4 separate regions of the Mus musculus genome follow, and all the other regions are linked to region 2. Evidence: chromatin loops called from intact Hi-C (ENCODE). Cell type or tissue: heart. All regions are shown on one strand.

Region 1 (5,000 bases), 80 kb before region 2:
GAGTTTTAAGTTTTCTTTTGTTTTGATTTTTGGGGGTTTTTTGTTGTTGTTTTGCTTTATGTTTTTGGATGGTCATTTTTAAAAAACAGATGATATATATATATATATATATATATATATATATATATATATATATATATTTAAGATTTATTTATTTATGCATTGAGTGCTCTATTTGCATGTATGCCTGCATGACAGAAGAGGGCATCATATCCCATTACAGATGGTTGTGAGACACCCTGTGGTTGCTGGGAATTGAACTCAGGTCCTCTGGAAGAGCAACCAGTGCTCTTAACCACTGAGCCATCTCTCCAACCTCTCCCTGTCTCCCAATCTTTTGAGACAAGATCTCCCATCTGCCAAACTTTTTGCTTGTTTGTTTGATTGGTTGGTTTTGTTTTTCGAGACAGGGTTTCTCTGTGTAACCCTGGCTGTCCTGGAACTCACTTTGTAGACCAGGCTGGCCTCGAACTCAGAAATCCGCCTGCCTCTGCCTCCCAAGTGCTGGGATTAAAGGCGTGCGCCACCATCGCCTAGCCTCTGATATGTAACTTTTTTTTAAAAGATTTATTTATTTATTATATGTAAGTACACTGTAGCTGTCTTCAGACACACCAGAAGAGGGCATCAGAGCTCCTTACACATGGTTGTGAGCCACCATGTGGTTGCTGGGATTTGAACTCTGGACCTTCGGAAGAGCAGTCCGGTGCTCTTACACACTGAGCCATCTCACCAGCCCCTGATATGTAACTTTAATTAGACTAAAACACTCTCTTTTGACCAGGCTGACCTTGAACTCATACGCATCCACCTGCCTCTGACTCTCTAGTCCTAGGATTAAAGATTAAAGATGTACACACCTTTTTTTTTTTTTTTTTTAGCTAGTAAATATAAGTGTTACATAGATTGCCCTAGTGGCTGAACTGAGAAATGACTCAGAGGTTTAACATCTGTACTGCTCTTCCAGAGAACCCAAACTGATTCCCAGCATCTACATCAGCGGGCCCACAACAGCCTCAAACTCCAGCTTCAGAGAGTTCCCAAGCCTCTGTCCTTCATGGCACTTGCACGTATGCGTTTATACACATTTTTTTTTAAAGTTTAAAACATAAAATGAAATGGAAAAAAAAAGGAAGAAAGAAAAACAGACCAGAATTCACTGCTGAAAGGAAACTAGAGACAGAAGCTTGGCTGGGGGATGGGCTGGAGTTAGGTAGAAGGATGTGGAGGAACTGAGCTGAAAGACAGTAAAAGAAGGGGGACAGTGACAGCTGGGAATCAGAGAGTGTGGTGTGACTGGGGACCCCCTGACAAGTATGGAAGCCAGCACACACCGAGCCCCAGATGAGCCCAGTACAGTAAGGGACATGTGGCAAGACGCTAGAGGACACATGCAGGAGTTTGCTCTGATCTCAGTGTAAACTCTAAGCAAACGCCTTTCTTTCAAACAACTTGTAGCTGTGAGACTTGATTACCAGTGAATGACTTAGAAAGAAAAGCCCTGAACAACGACAACAACAAAAATCTGAAAGATAACATTGCTTTTGGAGAGAGAGAGAGCTGGAGAAGGCCCAGCAGGTAGGAAGGAGCACTGGCTGCTCTTCCAGAAAACCTGAGTCTAGTTCCTAGCACCTACACCTGGTGATTCACCACCGCCACTTGAGACTCTGGTTGCAGGCATCTGACACCTTTTCTGACTTCTATAGGAACCTGCACAAACAGAGCGTGTGTGTGTGTGTGTGTGTGTGTGAGAGAGAGAGAGAGAGAGAGAGAGAGAGAGAGAGAGAGAGAGAGAGAGATAGGGAGAGAGAGAGAGAGAGAGAGAAACCTGCTTTCAAAACCTCACAAGAGGGGGGGGATGGTGCACGCCTTTAATCCCAGCACTTGGGAGGCAGAGGCAGAGGCAGGTGGATTTCTGAGTTTGAAGCCAGCCTGGTGTACAAAGTGAGTTCCAGGACAGACAGAGCTACACAGAGAAACCCTGTCTTGAAAAACCAAACCAAAACCAAAACAAAACCAAAACAAAAAACAAAACCCTCACAAGAGCTAGGTGAGGCAGTGGTAAATTTCCAATCCTAATCGGAGACGGGAAGATAGACACAAGTTCAAGGTAGTAAGTATAGTTCACACAGGGAGTCCTAGGCAAACCTACAAACAAACAAACAAACAAACAAACAAACAAACAACAAACCCAAGGCCTTTACATCTCAAACCCAAGCACAGCCAGCCTGCTCAGCCTGAGCCGTGAGCACTGAGGCCCCCAAACTTTCAGCTGGCGGCCTCTGCTGCCCTCTGGTGGTCAATAGCCAGAGTCAAGCTTGTGCGGGGACCCAGATAATACACGAAGAAAAAAGCTGGCTGAAAAGGGTGAAAGAGCTGATTGATCCCAGGCTTGCATCTCCACTTGGGTAGTGTGGGCAGGTAAATACCACAGGGATCCAGTCTGGATCCACTTGCTAGCTAACCTTGCATGAGACCCTTTCTCCGAGCCTCCATCTACCAGATGCTAGGATCACACACATTCTCATTCGGTATCCTGTCCAGTTTATGTAGTGCCAGGGACGGGTTTTTCACGCATGCTACAAAGCCCTCTACCAATTGAGAATTCAGCTATATTCTCAACCAATACCCAGATCCCCTCTCTCACTTGGTGGGGATGGATTGCTTTCAACCCAGTCCCACTGAGCGCCTTCAGGTAGAACTCAGTTTCTGTCCTTATCCTACCCATTGACTTTAGGGTCAAACTCCACAGTGCATTCCAACACCCACAGCGCACGTCTCGGGCTGGACACTTTGACCCACCCCAAGCCTTGGTCTTCAGGAAGCAGGCAAGATATCCAGTGGAGAACTACATAAATCACTTTCTAATCTCCGATCTCAATTGTGAAGTAAAAACAGAAAGAGAGGGAGAGTCCTAAACAGAGTGTAAGAAGCACCAGGAAAGAGAGTTGTCACTGGAGGCGTTCTAAGGACCAGCTAATAATGGCTACAAGGAACGCCGGCTTGGATGGATGGATGGATTCTGGTACCAGGCAAGAGAAGAGGAGAGCAATAGGGTGCGGGGCAAGCAAGAAGATGCCAAACAAGGGCTGCTCTGTGGAACTAGGCTTCAACGGCCACGTACCGACGCTTCCGCGGAGGGGAGACTAGAGCCCAAGGCAAGAAACAAGAAGACCAGGAAGGTGGAAGAAGCCACAAGTGGTAGCCGAAGGCAAGTGAAGACTATAGAGAGAGGAAGATGAGAAGCCCGGCCGCCACGGTTGCTGAGCCGTATCGCTCTGTGCCCGCCAGGGGGCGCCGCTCCTCCGCGGAGGAAGCCTCTGAAGTCGCGCGCTGTGGCCTAGCGATCCCGGAAGAGGCGGGCAGCTCTCCAGGAGACCACTTCCGGCTTCAACTCGGCCGGGAGCTTGGTTTTGTGGGGATGCAATGAGAGAACTTAGGATGTCGCCAACGGGGACTTATGATGCAAAGTCTGAAGACAAGCGGTACCCCATTGTGGGTGTTCATCGCGCAGTTCTATGATCCATGCCTGAGCAGCCCCCAGCTTTTAACAGAGTGAAATACTCCGGTGGACTCTGTCAGGCTGGCAGAAATACTTCCTGTAGATGAAGGGGTGCAGAAAGGTGAAAACACCATTATGGGGACTTTAGAAGTGTTCTTGGGCCGACTACATGGCTCAATCGGTTAAGGCCCACGGGTGCAAACCTGACGTCTGAGTTAAATCCCTGAAACCTTAAGGATATCTTTAAACTTAAAGATAGAGTGCGGGGACCGACTCCACAAAGCTGTCTTTCATTATCCACCACACACATTATCTACAATAATTTGTTTGTTCGTTTAAGACCAGATCTTACCATGTAGCCCCTACTAGCCTGGAACTCATTATATAGACCAGGCTAGCCTCGACTTTACAGAGATCTGCCTGCTTCTGCTTCCTAAACGCTGAAACTAAAGCAATAGCCACCACGCCCAGCCTTAAAAGGTTTTTCTTTGTAATGAACTGCCTATATTTGGAGAAAAGGCTAAGCCTTCGGGGAAGGCTAAAAGGGAGACCAACCAATCCCAGGCCGGCTGGAGGAAGCAGAAAAAAAACAGCTTCTTAATGTATTTGTATACACACACCTAAGCCTTCTTTTCCTAGGAGACACCGCACAGCCCTGTGGGACCGGCTTCACTACAACACCCTCCTTTGATGGCTACTCCCTGCCTCCCGGCCTTCCTTCTTGTCAGTAGGCTATATTTTTCATAGAAGCCAGAGAGATCTTTAAAATATTAGATTTGGGAGCCGGAGAGATTTCTCATCAGTTTAGAGCACTTGCTGCTTCTTGCAGATAACAGAGTTCAGTTCCCAGCACCCAGGTTGGGCAACTCACAAATGCCATTAACTCCAGCTCGTGGGGGAACTGACACCCTCTTCTGACCTCTGAGGGCACCTATATTCACATACATGTACTTACATGAAGATATTTTTATACATACGCACGATCATTTTAAAATGTTAGACGGAGGGGCAGGAGAGATGGCTCAGTGACTAAAAGCACTGGCTAGTCTTCAAGAGGACTGGGGTTTGGTCGCCAGCACCCACATTTTTGTAGCTCCAGTTTCAGGGAATCCTACACCCTTTTCTGACCTTTAGATACATGCATGCATGTAGGCAAACCCTCACATAAATAATTCCTCTTTTTGTTTTGTTTTGTTTTGTTTTTTTTGAAACAGGGTCTCACTAAGTAGCTTTGGCTGTCCTGGAACTCATTTGTAGACCAGGCTGGCCTCAAACTCAGAGGTCTGCCTGCCTCTACCCCCCAAGTACTGGGATTAAAGGTGTGTGCTATGGTGCCCAACTTAGATTTTTTTTTTTCATGTGCATTGATGTTTTGCCTACATTTATGTCTGTTTGAGGGTGTCAGATCCTCTGGAACTGGAGTTACAGACAGCTGTGAGCTGCCATGTGGGTGCTGGGGACCGAAGCCAGATCCTCTCGAAGAGCAGCCAGTGGTCTT
Region 2 (5,000 bases):
GTACCCTCGCCTCTTAGATCTGCTCTCCAATGCACGACTCAAATCTCCGAAAGTCCGCTTCTGGCCGCCAGCCCCTTTCCCTACCGCAAGCTTGGAAGCTAGGGAGCGCCGCAGGAGTACACGCATTTATGGCAGTGCGGACTAGCTTTATGTACTACTCTGCGCTCACCTGAGTAGAGTCTCTCCAGCCAGGTTCCTTGCGCCAGCTGCTGCCCTCTGGGCAGTCTGCTGGGGATTTGATAAACCCCATTCCTTCCCACCCACTCCCTCCCGCCTCCCATCCCTGCTCTTTCTCCTCACTTCCTGCTGCCCTCCAGGCGGAAAGGGCCAGGGGGGCGGGGAGGAGAGCCCCTTGACCCTGTTTCCCTTGGTGGCTGGCTGCCCTTTGCACCCTTCCTCTCAGGAAGGTCTGCATGAGTTGTGCCAGGTGATGGGAAGGATATGGGCCTAGGAACCAAGGGCTCATCTTTCTCCAAGTTTTGCATCATCCTCAAATCCAGTAGGGTGTGAGGGGGCCCAAGTGGCTGGCTGTATTCATGGGAGTCAATTTGCTGGGTGGTTGAGCGAATGGTCCCCTAGAGCAGGTGCCAAAGAAGAAACCATCCTGCACGAGGGGAAAACGGGTGGGGTGGGGGTGGTGGGCTCTTCCAGTAGCTGAGTCAGTTTTTTTTCCATCAAGAGCAGAAGTATCCAACCTGTGACAAAGACAATGTGACAATGTGTTGATGCCTGTGGCTGTGTGATATGGGGTGGGGGGAGAATTGTGTCCCTATGGGAGAGGAAGCTCACAATACGAATTCCTGGAAGACCTCTTTGGAGGTCCAGGCAAATTTGCCTGCTCTCAAATCTACCTAAACTGACAACCCCTCACCGTCCAAGGGGCTCACCTCCCCAGTGCTAGGGAGTCCCTCTGCCAATAGAAAGCAGGGGAGCTGGGTGTATAGCCTAGGCTGTGGTCACCATTGTGTTGGCTTCACAAGGGACAAAAATCTAGGAAGCTCCAAGGGTGGGGACTACTGGGAAAACAAAGTCCAGGCGAGACTGTCCAGGGCAGGGACACTTCCTTAGGCTGCCAGCAGGAAGGAAGTGAGCCTAGCCCAGCCGGATGGAGTAGGGAAACACTGCCCTGACTCTCCTATTGTTCATAGCTTTGGGGTTAGCTAGGCAGGTCCAGGACAGGGAGTTTCCCGAGCAGGATGGTAGTGGTGAGATAGGATACTGCCTGATATGGGGAGCCTTGGCTCCTGGACAGGAACCTAACTCCTGGCTTTTTACAGGGATGACAGTTGGTCTACAGAACCGCAAATCTATGTTGAACAGGCTAAGACTTGACCAGTTCCAGCTTTGAGCAACTTGAAGGCCAACTGCCCTGAGTTGATGAACTCCTGCTTCCTAATTGGGTTTTTTTGTTTGTTTGTTTTGTTTTTGCTTTTTAAAAACGTCTTGAGTTTATTATGGCCAAAGGCTAGGCGAGCAGAGAACCTGCTCATAGCCGACCTTGAGAAACGTAGGCAGAACGTCCATTGGCGGCAGAGGGCGGAGGAGGTGTTGGGCCGAGCCCTACGATAGAGGCTGCAGCAGGAGCCTGTGCTCTCCCTTCTGATGGCTGCCTGGGAAGTCAGGTGAGTGTGGACTTCAGAGCCTGGAAGGAGGCCAAGGCCATGGTGGGAAGTGTCTGTTGTTCAAGTATAGCTAGGCCTTGATCTGTGGGGTTTAGGCTGTAACCTCACTTCACATAATCTGGTATTGTTGGGACCAGAACCATCTCACAACTGTGTGGCTACACTCACACCTCAGACTAGGGCAATCTCCCTAGGATCCCACACGACCTTCTGTTTCCAAATTCCCAGACAGAATGGACAGGTGAGTGGCCCTCTGCGTCTTGAGAGGGCTGGAGACAGTTCTTGGACACAGCCACCTGTTGGCCACGGCTGGTATTGCTACAGGCAATGTTCAGGCAAGGGTTTGCTAGCCTTACCGGATCAGCAGTCTAGAAACTGGATGTTAAAGTCTCACTGGACGCCACTCTCGTGTGCAGGGTCTACAAATAACTTTTATTGAAATTGAACAAATAACACAACAGCCTTCCTGTGCTGGGGATCACTCGTCCCAAGCCATTTCCCACACTCTAGAAGCACAGAGCTTCCACAAGGAAGTATTTTTTTAAAGCCATCTCTGTATAGAAATCAGACTCTGCCCCAACATTATCATAGTCTAGACTATTTACAAACCTTCACATTTTAATTATGCCTCTTAAGTATTTTCCCCTCCTTTCTATCCTTACCAAGGAGCTCCAGTACTTTCTCTTAACAGACCCTGAAGGGGTAAAGATACTGTAAGGAGAAGGGGGGGGATGGGCTCCTCATAGCTACTGGCACCAGCCCCAGTCGTTTCTTACCACTAGGTGGTGGACTGCCTCTCCCCTACAACTGGGGATTTGTGGGACTGGTGCAAAGACAAGGGAGACGACGAATATGTGGTTTGGGGCAAGTCCCCACAGGTACAGGCGTCAGTAGCCTGTCCTGACCCCGGCCTGTACCCTCTCAACTTGAGGGCAACTGGTTGAAATCAAGAGAGATCAGTCCAGCCCTGGGTGAAAGGAGAAGCCTCCCACACTGGTCCTCATTCTTATTGAACAGCCAGCAAAGTGTCCAGCTTAAGAGCGGGAGCATGTGGTAGGTAGGCAGGAAGGGTGAGGCTGGTATGTATCTCCAGTCTGTCCGATACAGGAGGAATCGAGGTAGCAAACGGCTGAAATGCTCTGACTAGGGGGGAAGGGGAGTGAGGAAAAGGAAGTTCCCACTTGGGTAGAGCCCCTACAGCCCAGGGGCTGGAAGAAGGCAGACTCTGCTTGTAAAGTGCTGTAGCTTCTAGGAGGGCTGGGCCCTAGGCAAGCTTGGAAGAAAGCAGGTCAGGCAGGTAACCAGGAACCAGGCATTCCTGACCGGCACGTGTCTCCTGTCATGCTTCTCCCACAAGCGGCTGGGGGAGACGGGCTGGTAATTCTGTCCTTAGCCCTCACCAGCCACCAACCTCTTATTGTTCAGACATCCGCCAATACCAGTTAACACTGAGGGACAACCCCTCTTACAACTGAAGGTTCTGGGCCAACGGAGTTTAGTTTATTCAAGGTTGTGGCACCAGCCTGGACTCCTGAATGGAAGCTACACCTTGATCCTGGGAGTTTCTTGCTGGGGCAGTGGGTGCTCGTGTCTGCCATGCCACACACAGGTTCATACTTCATAGAGGATCACGGGGAAATCCACGTGGATTCGGGGAGGATCCAGCTTCACGATGCCCTGCCATGGAAACAGAGGCTAGTGAAGATCAGCTCTGGGCCTCTATGCTAAGAGCCTCTCTGTTCTTCCCAGCTCTTCCCCCAGAAAGCCCCATCTGTATCTCCGTTGACATACTGATGTAGGCTTTATGATCACTGCTCGGACCCTCACCTGAGGAATCAGATTCTTATGTACCCGCCTCAGCTTGGCTCGCTTCTGCCCATTCTTGGTGACGATTGTCTCCTCATAGAATTCGTGAGCCAGATCTCCATCTTCATCGTAGAACATGGAGCTGTGGAGAGAAGGGGAACAGGCTGGATTGGAGCCTCATCCCTGGCCTTGGCAAGGGCCACAGACCACAGGGAAGTACGCTGAACCCCAAGAGAAGACGCACAACGTGCGTTCTCCGTGGAAGAACTCTTTGCTTGGTGCCCGGAGGGAAGCAGGCAGTGTGACAAGGCCACTGTTGCCCTGTCATACCAACAGGATGTCACATCAGAGCACCCTCTCTAGGCAACTAAAGTTAGTCCTCACCACTGGTCTGTTTCACAAAGGTCATGATTCTAGTAGCAGGCCCTTCACCTAGGGCTTATTTATGGAGTGGGTGGGGTAGTGGCCTGGGCATACTGGTCTCACTTCTAAAGACACTGCTGGTCCAGGGCCAAAGACCAAGATGGTGGATGTCTGAGCCCAGAAGGCTGCACTCCAAGTCATTCCCCAGTGGCTGGCACTGTCTAATCGACACTGTTGGGTCTTTCTGGTATTTACGGTCAAATTTCCATCACAGGGAATGCCAGTCCCTAGGAGCTCACTAGGTCCAGGCCATTTTGTGTGAGCACCTGGGAAAAAAGAAGGTTAGGTTAGTGTTCCAGATCTAGAGAACCCAACTGGCTGAGGGCACTTTTTTTGTTGTGGCCCCACCTTCAACACTGACGCCTTTCTCTGCTTTTCCAGACACTATTCTCGGAGGTCCAACTTCACAGTGAGGAAGGCAAGACACCTAAACAGAAGGTCATCTTCCCTTAGATTTCTTCTAAGGCTTAGAAGAACAGAAGGGACATAAATGCCTTTAATTTGCAGGCTGAGTTGGATGAAAGGGAGGTTTTAAGACTCTTAGAGGCCGTCTTAGCTGAATTATGGAGCTGCTCCCTAAGAGACGAACCTCAGGCAATTCTCTAAAAAGACCATCTGGGCGGTCAAGAGCTGAACGCCGCTTGGTTTTCCCTTCTCCTTGCTTTGACTGGGACCCAAAATATGACAGTCGTCTGATTCAAATGTAGGGGGGCGTTTCTCATTCCCGGATGTCCTCCCAAAGGCAGATACCCATGCCCTTACCCGCGGCGCGTGAATACGAAGGGAGGCACTGCTCGGGCTCGAGACCGCACCAGAGACTGCTCGGAGCCTGCCGCCTCTGGGCCGCCGCCCCCCGGAGTGGAGGCAAAGGGCCAGAGGCCCCGAGCTTTGGAGCCGCTGGCGCCCATGTCAGCGCCGCGGGCGCATGGCGGACCCAGCGGCCGCTCCGCTCTCACAGCGCGGCGGGCGCGACCATGCCCTGCCCCAGCTTCCACTCGCAGGTGCCGCCGCCGCCGCCTTCCGCAGGCTCTGCTGTCTCCACGGAAACCTCACTTCCGCTTCCGCGCGTCCTGCACGGTGCCTCCTCTGAGTGGCTAAAGGTCTCGTCAGTCTGTGGTGTAGAACCAATGGCCACTCTCAGAGGCTGAC
Region 3 (5,000 bases), 61 kb before region 2:
GGAAGTGGTGGCTGGGAGAGGGGACACCAGTGGGAGGTCCAGCAGGAAGGCCAAGAACTGCTCTTAGATTCCCGAGCGGCTGTTGCCCTCCAAGCAGGAAGGCCAGCCGCAGGCGGACATGAATGCCTGGAAGCGGAGCGGCAGTCCTGTATTAGCTCACTTTGGGTTTCCCCTGCCTGGGGGTTGCAGAACCCGGATGCTGTCGCTGTGCCTCAGTGTCCCTTCTCATAGCAGCAGATGCCTCTGCTATTTCATCTTGTGAGGCAGGAGAGACTGAGGGCAGAGAAGCAGAGATGCTCAGCTAGAGGACTCAAGCAATCACTGACCCTGTCCTGCCACTGTGGCCCTTGGTCTGTGCCCTGCTGCCGGGATTGGTGTTGGGGTGACAGGCCAATGCTGGAGCACCTGCTCTGGGTGCATACATGCTGGGGGGTGGGGGTGGGGTTTGTGGATCTTGCCTGGTGTAGGAGTCTTGTTTGTTTATATGTTTGCTTTCTTATTTTGCTTTTTTGAGACAGGGTTTCTGAGTGTATAGCCTTAAATGTCCTGGAACTCACTCTGTAGACCAGGCTGGAGTTCCGCCTGCCTCAGTCTCCTGAGTGCTGGGATTAAAAGTGTGCACCACTACCTGGCACCTTGAGTCTTGAATCCTTTTAGCCTTTCTGCCGTTCTGACAGAAGCCTGCCTGCTGCCAGGGCTCCTTTGCACATGTGGCTACTCCGGAGCCCCTCCCCACCTCTCCTCTCAGCCCACCTTCCTCACAGCGTTCATGTCACACTCAGTAACTTCGAATTTGCGCCTTCCCCGTTGTGCCTCTTCCTCCCCTAACCTCCAGTCTGAGGGAAACAGACTGGACCAGAGGAACGCTGGGAAGCGGCCAGGGGTGGAAAGGCAGGCTATCCTACAAGGCTTGTCATGACTGTTGTCAATGGCGCCCTCAGTGTAGAGGTGCTGTGCTGTGTGCTGGCTGAATGTGGCTGCTGTGTGGGCTGGGAGCAGTGGCACCACATGCTCGTGCTTCTTGACCCCCAGGTCTCGTGTCTGTGGGGCTTATCCTTCCGTGGGAGGTTCCAGGGGATTCTGCTGCCTTGTCAGAACAGCCCCCGTGGCTAGGTGGCCGTGCAGAAGCCGCGGAGCCTGCTCCTCCTTATCACCGGCCTGGGTACAGAAGGACCCATCCACTGTGTGTGTGATCTCAGGCTGTCCCTGCCTTTGTGCTTAGCACTGGGACTTACAAGGACATGAACAACTGCTGGCTTGAGTTGGGTGCTGAGGCAGTTTGGAGTTCCTGAAAACCATAGGAAAACTGCTCTGGGCAGGCCTTGGGCCTGGCACATTCCCACCAGGGGTACATTTCACAGATGGGGACACTGAGGCCTGGGATTCGGGCACCTCGCCTCTGGTCTGCCACCGCAATTCAGGACAGATATCCATTGTTCAGGCTCTTGAAAACATAGCTAAAGGAGTCTTTTTGAAAAGCTGTTAGGAAGAAGGGTGTACCAATGATCTGGGGCCTGTTTGGCACCTCCTGGCGATTGATTTACAGGTGGTAAGACCTACAACCTGAGGAAGCAGGGCATGCAGGGCTGATTTGTTGGGGCATCTGGTGGAAGGTGGGGGCCACAGTCTTGGGTGGAAGTGTTGCAGGATCCTTCGAAAACCCCACCTCCTTGTCATCCCCCTCCCCCTCCCCTCCACCCCTCCCAGTGTGAGGCTGTGCTGAGCCTCCTTGGAGGGCTTAAGGGGGTCAAAGAAAGGCACCTGGAGGAAGGAAGAGAGGCCTGGGGTGGGGCCTAGAGGGCCTTTGTCTGGCTGGGCCCTCCCCCCTCCTTTCTTCCCTCCTGTTTCCATTGTTCCTGTGAATTCAGACTCTGGAGCTGGCTGGGGGCTTCCCAGGGCGGAGGTTGTGGCTGAGGGTCTTGGCACCTCCCCCAGCCACCCCTAGCTGGGAAGGCTGCTTTGCTGAAACAAAACATTCCCCATGCTGCCCAGCCCCCCACCTCCTCTGCTTTGTCTCTGGCAGCTGGGCTCCCCCTGGTGGTAGCTGAGCCTAAGACCCTGGGCTGTGGGGCAAGGAGGTGACAGACAGGATCCAGAATGGCAGGGGTCACCGGGCAGTGAGGGTGTGGTACCTCTCTCGTAGTTGGGTTACCTGTGAGGTGGGCATCTCAGTGCTCAATCCCATCTCCACTGTGCCCCACTGGGATGGTGGCAGCGTGGGCGGGCCTGGTGCTGTGGCTTGGAGCTGGGCTGCTGCCCAAGCCTACCCTGTGGTCCCAGCTGCTCATGAGAATCTCTGCCCTCGGGGCTGCCACGTCAGCTGCCTCTCCTTAGCCCGTGAATTCCACCGGAGCCCACCAGCTCAGGAGCTGCCTCAGAGGAGGCCTTTTCCCAGCATTGGAGTTGTGGGGTCAGTGGGCTACACCAGCTGGGAGGTTTCTATGCAGAAGTCTCTGGTAGGATGTGTGTGTGTGTGTGTGTGTGTGTGTGTGTGTGTGTGTGTGTGTGTGTGTGTGTGTGTGTGTAAGAAGCGACGGGCTCAGAGCACAGTGCCAGTGGCAGGAGACAGCTCTCACCCTTATCCCGGGTGGATGGTGCTCCGCCCTCCCCGCCCTGTATTGGCCTGTTACCCCGCTCTCTCGGAGTCTTCAGAAGCTGTACTTGAAATGAGATGACTGTGGTACTCCACTCTGGGCCTTGCTATTAGTGACCAGTGACCGACCAGAGCAGCTGGCCATTGTGCACACTGTTGGAAGTGAGGTTTGGGGAAATCTGTACTCTTCCACCAAATAGGAAAATAGTGGCAACTGACTTCCTTCTGGTAAGGGTCTCACTGTGTAGCCAACCTTGCCTTCTGGGTGTCAGGACTATAGACATGCGCCACCATGCCCAGACACTATCTTCTTAAAAATATTTTTATTTAATTCTTGGATAATTTCGTACAATGTATCTTTTTAATTATTACTTTTAAGTGTATGTGTGTTTGCCTGCATGTATGTCTGTGTAGTACATGCTTGCCTGATACCTCAGAGGCCAGAAGAGGGCATCAGAGCTCCTGCACTTGTGGTTACAGATAGTTGGGAGCTGCCTTGCGAATGTGGGGAGTCAACCCAGGATCCTCTGGAAGAGCAGCCAGTACTCTTAGCTGCTGAGCCAACTCCAGCCACAGTAACAAGTGTTACCTGCACATAGCCTTGCGTGAGGAGCCTTGAGAGGAGCTTTGGTTCCAGTTCTCACCCCTCTCCTGTTAGAAGATGCAGTGTTCTATTTTACAGATGAGATACCAGAGACCTGCAAGGGCTGAAGCTAATGGAAATTTCAGGAAGGATCAGTGTGGGCCGCAGGGTTGTACCAGACCGGTTGCCTGCTTGAAGAAACTGAGGCCAGAAAGGACTAGAGTAGGTCACAGCCTCCCCACAGGTCAGACCTAAGCGTGAGGTAGGAGGTGGCGGGCCCAAGATGGACAAATAGCAGTCTCACGTACGTGCTGGGGCCTAGATGAACATCAAGTGTTTGAACTTACAGGCCCAACTGTGGTGAGGCTTTTTGGGTCTTGCCAGGCAGCGAGGTAGTACTGTCTTCCCCTCAGTCTGTTCCCTCCACGGGAACAGCTCCGTGCTGCATGCATGTAGAAGCAGATGATCTAGGCAGAGGAGCCTCTGAGATCACTGCCCTCCTGCAGTGGGCCCAGCAGCTGGACTCAGGACAAAAGCTACAGAGGTGTTTTCTTTGGTGGGAAGAGGTGTAGCCTAGTGGGAATGTCAAGGCCAACTCCAGGGACCCTCTGTGGATCCCCACTGGCCTCATCCAGCTGGGGATGGAGCAGCTGGTGGAGACAAGCGAGGCTGACTCCTGCTTCTCTCTGTTCAGCTGCCTTCCCTGCTGGCTCCTCTGCCTCAGTCTGGGGGAGCTCTCCCTGAGGTAGGCACAGGGCTGGCAGGGAAGGATCCTGACTGAGTACAAGCACCCTCCAGTCCAGATGGTAGGAGTGATGCACCGTAATGGAGAAAGGGCATTTGGGGGCGTAAGAAAGATGTGGCTCCAGGGCTCCTGAAACCCCGAGTCTGCTGCAGTCTACCTGAGCTCCAAGGTCTTCACCATGCACCTTTCACTGGGTGTCCCGCTTCAGACTTCCCCAGCTCTGTCCTGATGTCTCTACTTCCTGCTTGGTTGCCAACCACACCCTTGTCCTGCCTCTTGCTACTTCCTGCCTGAGTCACAGCTGCTGCAACGACAAAGGAACCTCCTTAAGTCCCAGGGATGGAAACCCCATTGCTTTGCTTTGTCTGCCTGTCAGAAGGGGCTGTTTGCAGTGACCCCTGCTAGGTAGGGAGAATGCTCTAACTCAGAATCTGAAAGGGAAACTGAGGGAAGTGTGGGAGCAGGCCTTCGGCTGGCTGAGACAAGAAGTATGTGACCCAGGTTCCTGGCTTGGCTTGCTCAGCTGTGGCCCTTTTGGTGTCTGCCAGCTTTGCTAGGGAAATGAAATGCAAAGCAAGTTTGTGCCATCGTCCCTGGCACTGAGCAGGGTCACAGGTAGCCCACAGCACCTCTGAGGAGAGTGGTCAAAGGATTAGATGCCCTTTTTACCCACAGTGACCAGTAGAGAAACCAATGTTTCCCATAGCCAGGAATTCCAAAGTCATGTAAGGGGACACCCTTCATTGAGCTTTCCTGTGCCCTGGATGTCTGCTGCTTCCACCCTTCCTACCTGTCCTTGAGTCCGGTCAATGGGGTCACCTCAGTCCTGCTGCTCCAAGATGAGTCTCCTTCCTTCTGCTCTGTGGAAGCAAGTAGGAAGGCTAGCTAGGGCCATTGTGCCCTTTTTTCTCTAGGTAGATACTGAGGCCCTGTGGGCCTAGTACTCAGTGATTGGGTAGTGTGGGCAGGGTTTATAGACCTTCTGAACACCCCTCTGGGCTTGTAGGATGTGACGGAGCCTCATTGCACTGCTGTGCACAGCCCCATTTGGTGGATTGATCATAGCCGGAGAGAACACT
Region 4 (5,000 bases), 70 kb before region 2:
AGACACAGTCAGAAGCACCCCAGAGTTCTTTCAGGCAACAACTGCTCTACCTCCAGCAAAGTTTGTTTGTTTGTTTGAGACAGAGTCTCTCTATGTATCCCTGGCTGACCTGGAACTCTTTTTTTGTCGATCAGGCTGGCCTTGAACACACAGAGATCCATCTGCCTCTGCCTCCTGAGTGCTGAGATTGAAGGTATCCACCACTACTCCTCTGACTTCTAACGAAGTTTAAAGCAGCCTTTTGCAAGGTTTTTATCCTCAGGGAGCCAGAGGTTTGTAGAATGGAAGTGACACGCTTTCTCTCAGTCATCCTAACAGTGGCATATTTGGTGGGTGTGAAGTGCTAGCTCTGGCTAGTGGGAAGGACCATGAAGTGACTGCCCAGGAATGGGTACCAGTAGGGCAGGATAGACTCAGTTCTGGGCACCATGGATTTGAGGGAGTCTGAGGTATCTGGGAGAGGCTAACAGACAGGAAGAAATCAGAGGAGATAACCATGCGAGTAGTTCAGAATGGACGGGAACTGAGGGTAGAATGGAGGGAACTGAGGGTGACTGGAGTGACAGAGGCCTTGCCATATCCCTGGGGACTCACATGGAAATGAAAAAGAAAGAGCAGCCAAAGCCTTGGAAGTCGGAGTTGCCAGACTCCCTAGGAAGAATATGGAACTGGGAAGGCAGGGCTGGCTGCGAGGAAGGGAGCAAGGGCTACAGGATCTAGCTCAGGCCTGGGGAAGGCAATGCATTCTTGCTCTTCCTCCATTGACTGGGGTCTGGATGCTGCCCACCTCCCTAGAGTGGGGCCTCCAAGGGGCTGACAGGTTCGCTCGTTGCCTGGCAACTGAGAGAGCTGTTGGCTGTTGCTAGGAGCAGACTAGGGAGGCCAGAGGAGCAAAGCTCTAAAGCACAGGGCTGGGCCGAGGGGGAAGGGGCTGGCTGGAAGAGGGATCTGTCTGTCTTCAGCGTGTAGTAGACTGTGCTCGGCTGTGTGTGCTCATGTCCATGGTGTGTTCTGTGAATCTGTCACGTTGGAGGTAAGTCCTACAAGTGGATAGATAGATAGATAGATAGATAGATAGATAGATAGATAGATAGATAGATAGATAGATAGAGAACAGCACTGTCCACAGGTAGCAGTATGTGTTCTTATCCTATTTCTTGCATGCCTAGGGCAGGGCCCGCTTAGGCTTCAGGTAGGTTCCCCGAGGGAACCACTGGATGATTACAGGCTAATGACACCTCCACAGGGAAGACATTCTGATGATTGAGACACACGGACACTCCAGAGCAAGCCAGCAAGTTGGAGGGTAGAAGCTGGAACACGCGCTTTGTCCAGGTAGTGCTGTTCTCACAGGAGGCTGTGTCCAACTCTTTTTTTTTTAAACATTTATTTATTATTATATGTAAGTACACTGTAGCTGTCTTCAGACACCCCAGAAGAGGGTCTCAGATCTCATTATAGATGGTTGTGAGCCACCATGTGGTTGCTGGGATTTGAACTCGGGACCTGCGGAAGAGCAGTCAATGCTCTTAACCGCTGAGCCATCCCTCCCGCCCCCCATTTATTTATTATTACATGTAAGTACACTGTAGCTGTCTTCAGACACACCAGAAGAAGGTGTCAGATCTCATTAAGGATGGTTGTGAGCCACCATGTGGGTACTGGGATTTGAACTCAGGATCTCCAGAAGAGCAGTCGGCACTCTTAACCGCTGAGTCATCTCTCCAGCCCTGTGACCAACTCTTAATGGCAGTGTCCTTCTCTGGCTTTAGTCTGGGGCCACTCAGAACACCTTGCACACTTCAATCGTCCAATCAAAGTTGGTGGGTCATAGGCCCCTCTTAAAAAGCAGATCACAAAGATTGGAAATAGCTCCACTTCCACCTTTGCACAGCCACAGGATCACAGCCACTACCCAGAAGAGACATGGAACTGAAGAAGCCTCTAGAAGCTGACAGAGGATGGAAGGAACAGATTATAGGATCATGGCAACGTTTGTTTCCTTAAGTCCAATGACAACTCTCTCTTGTCTATCTCTCCTAGAGTCCAGTCTCATTGGTCTCTGGTTGAAGCCCCGGATTGCTGCCTGCAGGAGAAAGGTTCCCAACCTATCAGGCAAAAGGACGACGTTTAGATGACAGAAGATAGTCCACTCAAAGGTGTAAAGGCGGCAGTGAACTCTTTTTGTTTTTAATGTGGTGCAACCTACACAGAAGAGGAGGGGGCGCTGCTTTAAAGAAAATCGAGGTCCAGAAAGAGATCATGTGACCCTCCGCAGAGTTTAGTAGATCTCCAAATAAGTTTATAGGCTCAGTTTTAGCAAGTGAAGAAGACACACCTCCTCCATCTTACTCTCATAATTCACAAATGCTCAGAGTCCTGGTTTCTATTTGGCCTGTGGCGAGGGCAGGTAGTCCTGACCCTTGGGCTACTAGATCAACTAGTCCTACAGTCCAGAAACAGAGCCTCAGGCTCTCAGCATCCAATCGGAGACTAGCTCCTCCTGCAGCCCGCCCAGAGGCCTAAGCCTGTGTTAGCTCTACCCTTGGTGTCTTCCCTCGTTGCGGCCCCGCTCTCAGCTTGCGCCTAAGGCTGGACTGAGCCTAACTTCTCCCTTGGCTCCGCCCTCCAACCAATCACCATCCCTAAATTTCCTTCGGCCCCTCCTCCAGACCCGCCCCGGCCCAGTCGCGGGCTTGGTTCGCCCGGGCCCCACCCCTGGCCCGCCCCGCCGTCGGTGCGCGGCGGCCGGGAAGGCGCCTCCCGCAGTCGCTCGGAACTGCGGACCTGAGAGCTTCCCGCAGAGGGCCGGCGGTGGGAGCGGAGTGGGTCGGGCGGGGCCGAGCCGGGCCGTGGGCCGTGTGGGGGCCAGGCCGGGCCGGCGGACGGCAGGATGGGCTGCACCGTGAGCGCCGAGGACAAGGCGGCAGCCGAGCGCTCTAAAATGATCGACAAGAACCTGCGGGAGGACGGCGAGAAGGCGGCGCGGGAGGTGAAGTTGCTTCTGTTAGGTGAGGCAGCGCCCCGTTCTGGGACCCTTGACTCTCTACGCTAATCCCCAGACAAGGACCTGAAACTGCTCAGCCTGGCCTTGCACCCTACACCTGCGCTTGAAACCAGTAGGAGCCACCCTTTTAAGATCCGAAACTCTGGATTGGTCTAGATTTATAATCCTAGTCCAGACTTCATTCAGACCCTCAACTCATCCCAGATCCCACACACCAAACCTTGTATGACTATCTCCCCCCCCCCTTGTTATCCAGTCTCAAGAGAACTCAGACCCTGCCGTGTATTTCCGCACTTTCTCAGGCTTTTCTTAAACCCTCAGCACCCTGCCGGCTCCCACCTTCAAGCCCCACCTGTTCTATTTCTCTTGGCACGAGCATTCCTTGGGACCCTGGTCAAGCCTCGACCCACTCCCTCTTTTCCTTACTCTGGGATCTGTATTCTCCCTCTTTGCACTCTGACCCTTCAAGAACCTCTTTAAGAGGGAAACTGACTACTCTCAAGTTCTCTGTAGCAGGATTCCCCGCAGGGCCTCTGTTCCAGGTCACCAGATCTCTCTTTCTCTCTGTGTGTGTGTGTCTCTCTCTCTCTCTCTGTCTCTCTCCCTCCCTCTCTCTGCAGGTATCAACCCCCAAATCATCTGCCCCTCTTTTAAGGCTTTTCTCACACTCTGCCGTTCCCTTGCTTCTGCGCCCTCCTGCCCCAGGTGGGCCTTGTTGATAGGAGGAGGGGCACCAGGGGCTGGGGTGGGCCTAGGCTGAGCTGGGCAGACCCTTTGCAAGAGGTTGGTCTGACTCTGAGAGTCACACTGGGAAACAGGGGCCAGGCCTCTAGCATTTGCGGGAAGTTCCATTCCCTGGGATCCAAGGCTTGTCTGGGCCAGGGCCAGGGGAGTCTGGGCAATAGGAGGGAACATGGAGGAGTTAGGGTTGTTGTCACTTCCAAGGCCAAGGAAGATGGTGGCTGCTGGGATGGGGGGGAAGTGGAAGTAGTGAACCAACCGACATATTGCTGCCCCTGTGTGCCGGCCTGGAGAGATCTGCTGACGGCTGCTGGGCTTCTCACACTCGGGGCTGGAACGCCAGGGATATGGCCTAGGATACTGAGTAGACCTGTTGGTTCCCCAGAGGAATACTGTGATGTGGGGGTGGTGGGCAAGCTGAATGAGGGGCTGGTAAGGAGTCTGCTGCCTGTAGCCCCGTGTGCGCTCAAGCATCCCAGCTAGGCTTTGGCAGAGGCAGTGGGCCTGATGCTTGTGTCCAGACCCACACCGGTCGTCAGAGTGGCTCCCTGTGGAAGCCTGACTTGAGAAGACCAGTTCCTCTGGATTGTGGGGAGCAAGGCCCTAGCAGCAGCAGAAGCCGCGCAGCAGCGTAATCGGCTGGATAGTATGTGGGGGGGTGTGGCCCCTCAGCCCCAGGGCCGCCTTGGGGGCCTGCATGCTGTGAAAAGCCTGGCTTTTTTTATTTTTTATTTTTTGGCCAGGCCTGTGGCCGAGAAACATGTACGTCTTTATGGATCCATCTGTTGACTGTCCCGGCGGACCCGGCCTGGGGGCACAGCCCCGGAGGTTTCAAAATGGCATCCGCTCCACTGCTGCCGCGGGGAGGAAGAGAAGGGGCGGGAAGGGGCGGCGGCCCAGCCTCCTGGGCTGCTTTGCGTTGGGCGCTTGCCTCTTCCTGTCTCTGCTGCGAGTGCGGCGAGCAGTGAGTGGGTGTCGACGCGGCGGCGGCAGCGGCAGCGGCGGAATGTCCGTTGCTGCTGGGCCTAGGGAGGGCACTTCCGGGACCGCTACCTCCCAGTGCCCAGCCCGGAGCCCCTTACCAACCCCTCCCAGGTTTATTGGCAGTTATTGTGGTGGCCAAGGAGATGTGGATCTGGACCAGAGAGCAGGGGGAAGGGGGCTGCACAGGACGCCTGGCCTGTTCTGTAACACACGGTTTCCTCTATGCAGACAGGCTTGTCCCTTAGAGCTCAGCTCAGCTTTTGGGCCC

Evidence for each region. Hi-C counts contacts between places; a loop is a spot of excess contacts. Peaks named below come from ENCODE experiments on the same cell type or tissue, not always from the same donor. Only the 100,000 strongest peaks of a DNase experiment are listed, where the experiment ranks them.
Region 1: it touches region 2 in a loop (4-fold over the local background); 3 of 42 quality-filtered maps call a loop at or near these places.
Region 3: a loop joins it to region 2, with 2.7 times the contacts of the local background. A loop is called at or near these places in 5 of 42 quality-filtered maps.
Region 4: it touches region 2 in a loop (2.4-fold over the local background); 5 of 42 quality-filtered maps call a loop at or near these places.

What each region holds. Positions count from the first base shown.
Region 1 is chr9:107,643,062-107,648,061 of GRCm38, reverse strand. No RefSeq gene overlaps it. Among named protein-coding and RNA genes, the nearest start is that of Gnai2, 10 kb to the right of the region's middle. In heart, CTCF peaks have their summits at 925 and 2,299 (motif pointing left); DNase peaks (open chromatin) are centred at 2,321, 2,731 and 3,301; H3K4me3 peaks cover 1,002 bases; H3K27ac peaks cover 1,388 bases.
Region 2 is chr9:107,563,146-107,568,145 of GRCm38, reverse strand. Tusc2 (tumor suppressor 2, mitochondrial calcium regulator) reads right to left here and starts at 4,891. Exons shown (of 3, transcript NM_019742.4): 1 at 4,614-4,891; 2 at 3,450-3,570; 3 at 2,038-3,299. The coding sequence starts at 4,759. The coding sequence ends at 3,234. Gm9917 (predicted gene 9917) reads left to right here and starts at 1,181. Exons shown (of 2, transcript NR_166687.1): 1 at 1,181-1,622; 2 at 4,233-5,000. It also overlaps a transcript of Hyal2 not described here. In heart, CTCF peaks have their summits at 1,080 and 1,922 (motif pointing left); DNase peaks (open chromatin) are centred at 355, 1,085, 1,915, 4,965 and 4 weaker places; H3K4me3 peaks cover 3,971 bases; H3K27ac peaks cover 3,277 bases.
Region 3 is chr9:107,623,960-107,628,959 of GRCm38, reverse strand. All of the region lies in intron 1 of Gnai2 (guanine nucleotide binding protein (G protein), alpha inhibiting 2), which reads left to right. Among named protein-coding and RNA genes, the nearest start is that of Gnai2, 8.9 kb to the left of the region's middle. In heart, CTCF peaks have their summits at 2,050 (motif pointing left) and 3,003 (motif pointing right); DNase peaks (open chromatin) are centred at 39, 1,029, 2,039, 4,199 and 3 weaker places; H3K4me3 peaks cover 2,444 bases; H3K27ac peaks cover 4,450 bases.
Region 4 is chr9:107,633,111-107,638,110 of GRCm38, reverse strand. Gnai2 (guanine nucleotide binding protein (G protein), alpha inhibiting 2) reads left to right here and starts at 2,768. Exons shown (of 9, transcript NM_008138.5): 1 at 2,768-3,011. The coding sequence starts at 2,894. In heart, a CTCF peak has its summit at 2,811; DNase peaks (open chromatin) are centred at 2,630, 3,360, 3,890 and 4,660; H3K4me3 peaks cover 2,982 bases; H3K27ac peaks cover 4,370 bases.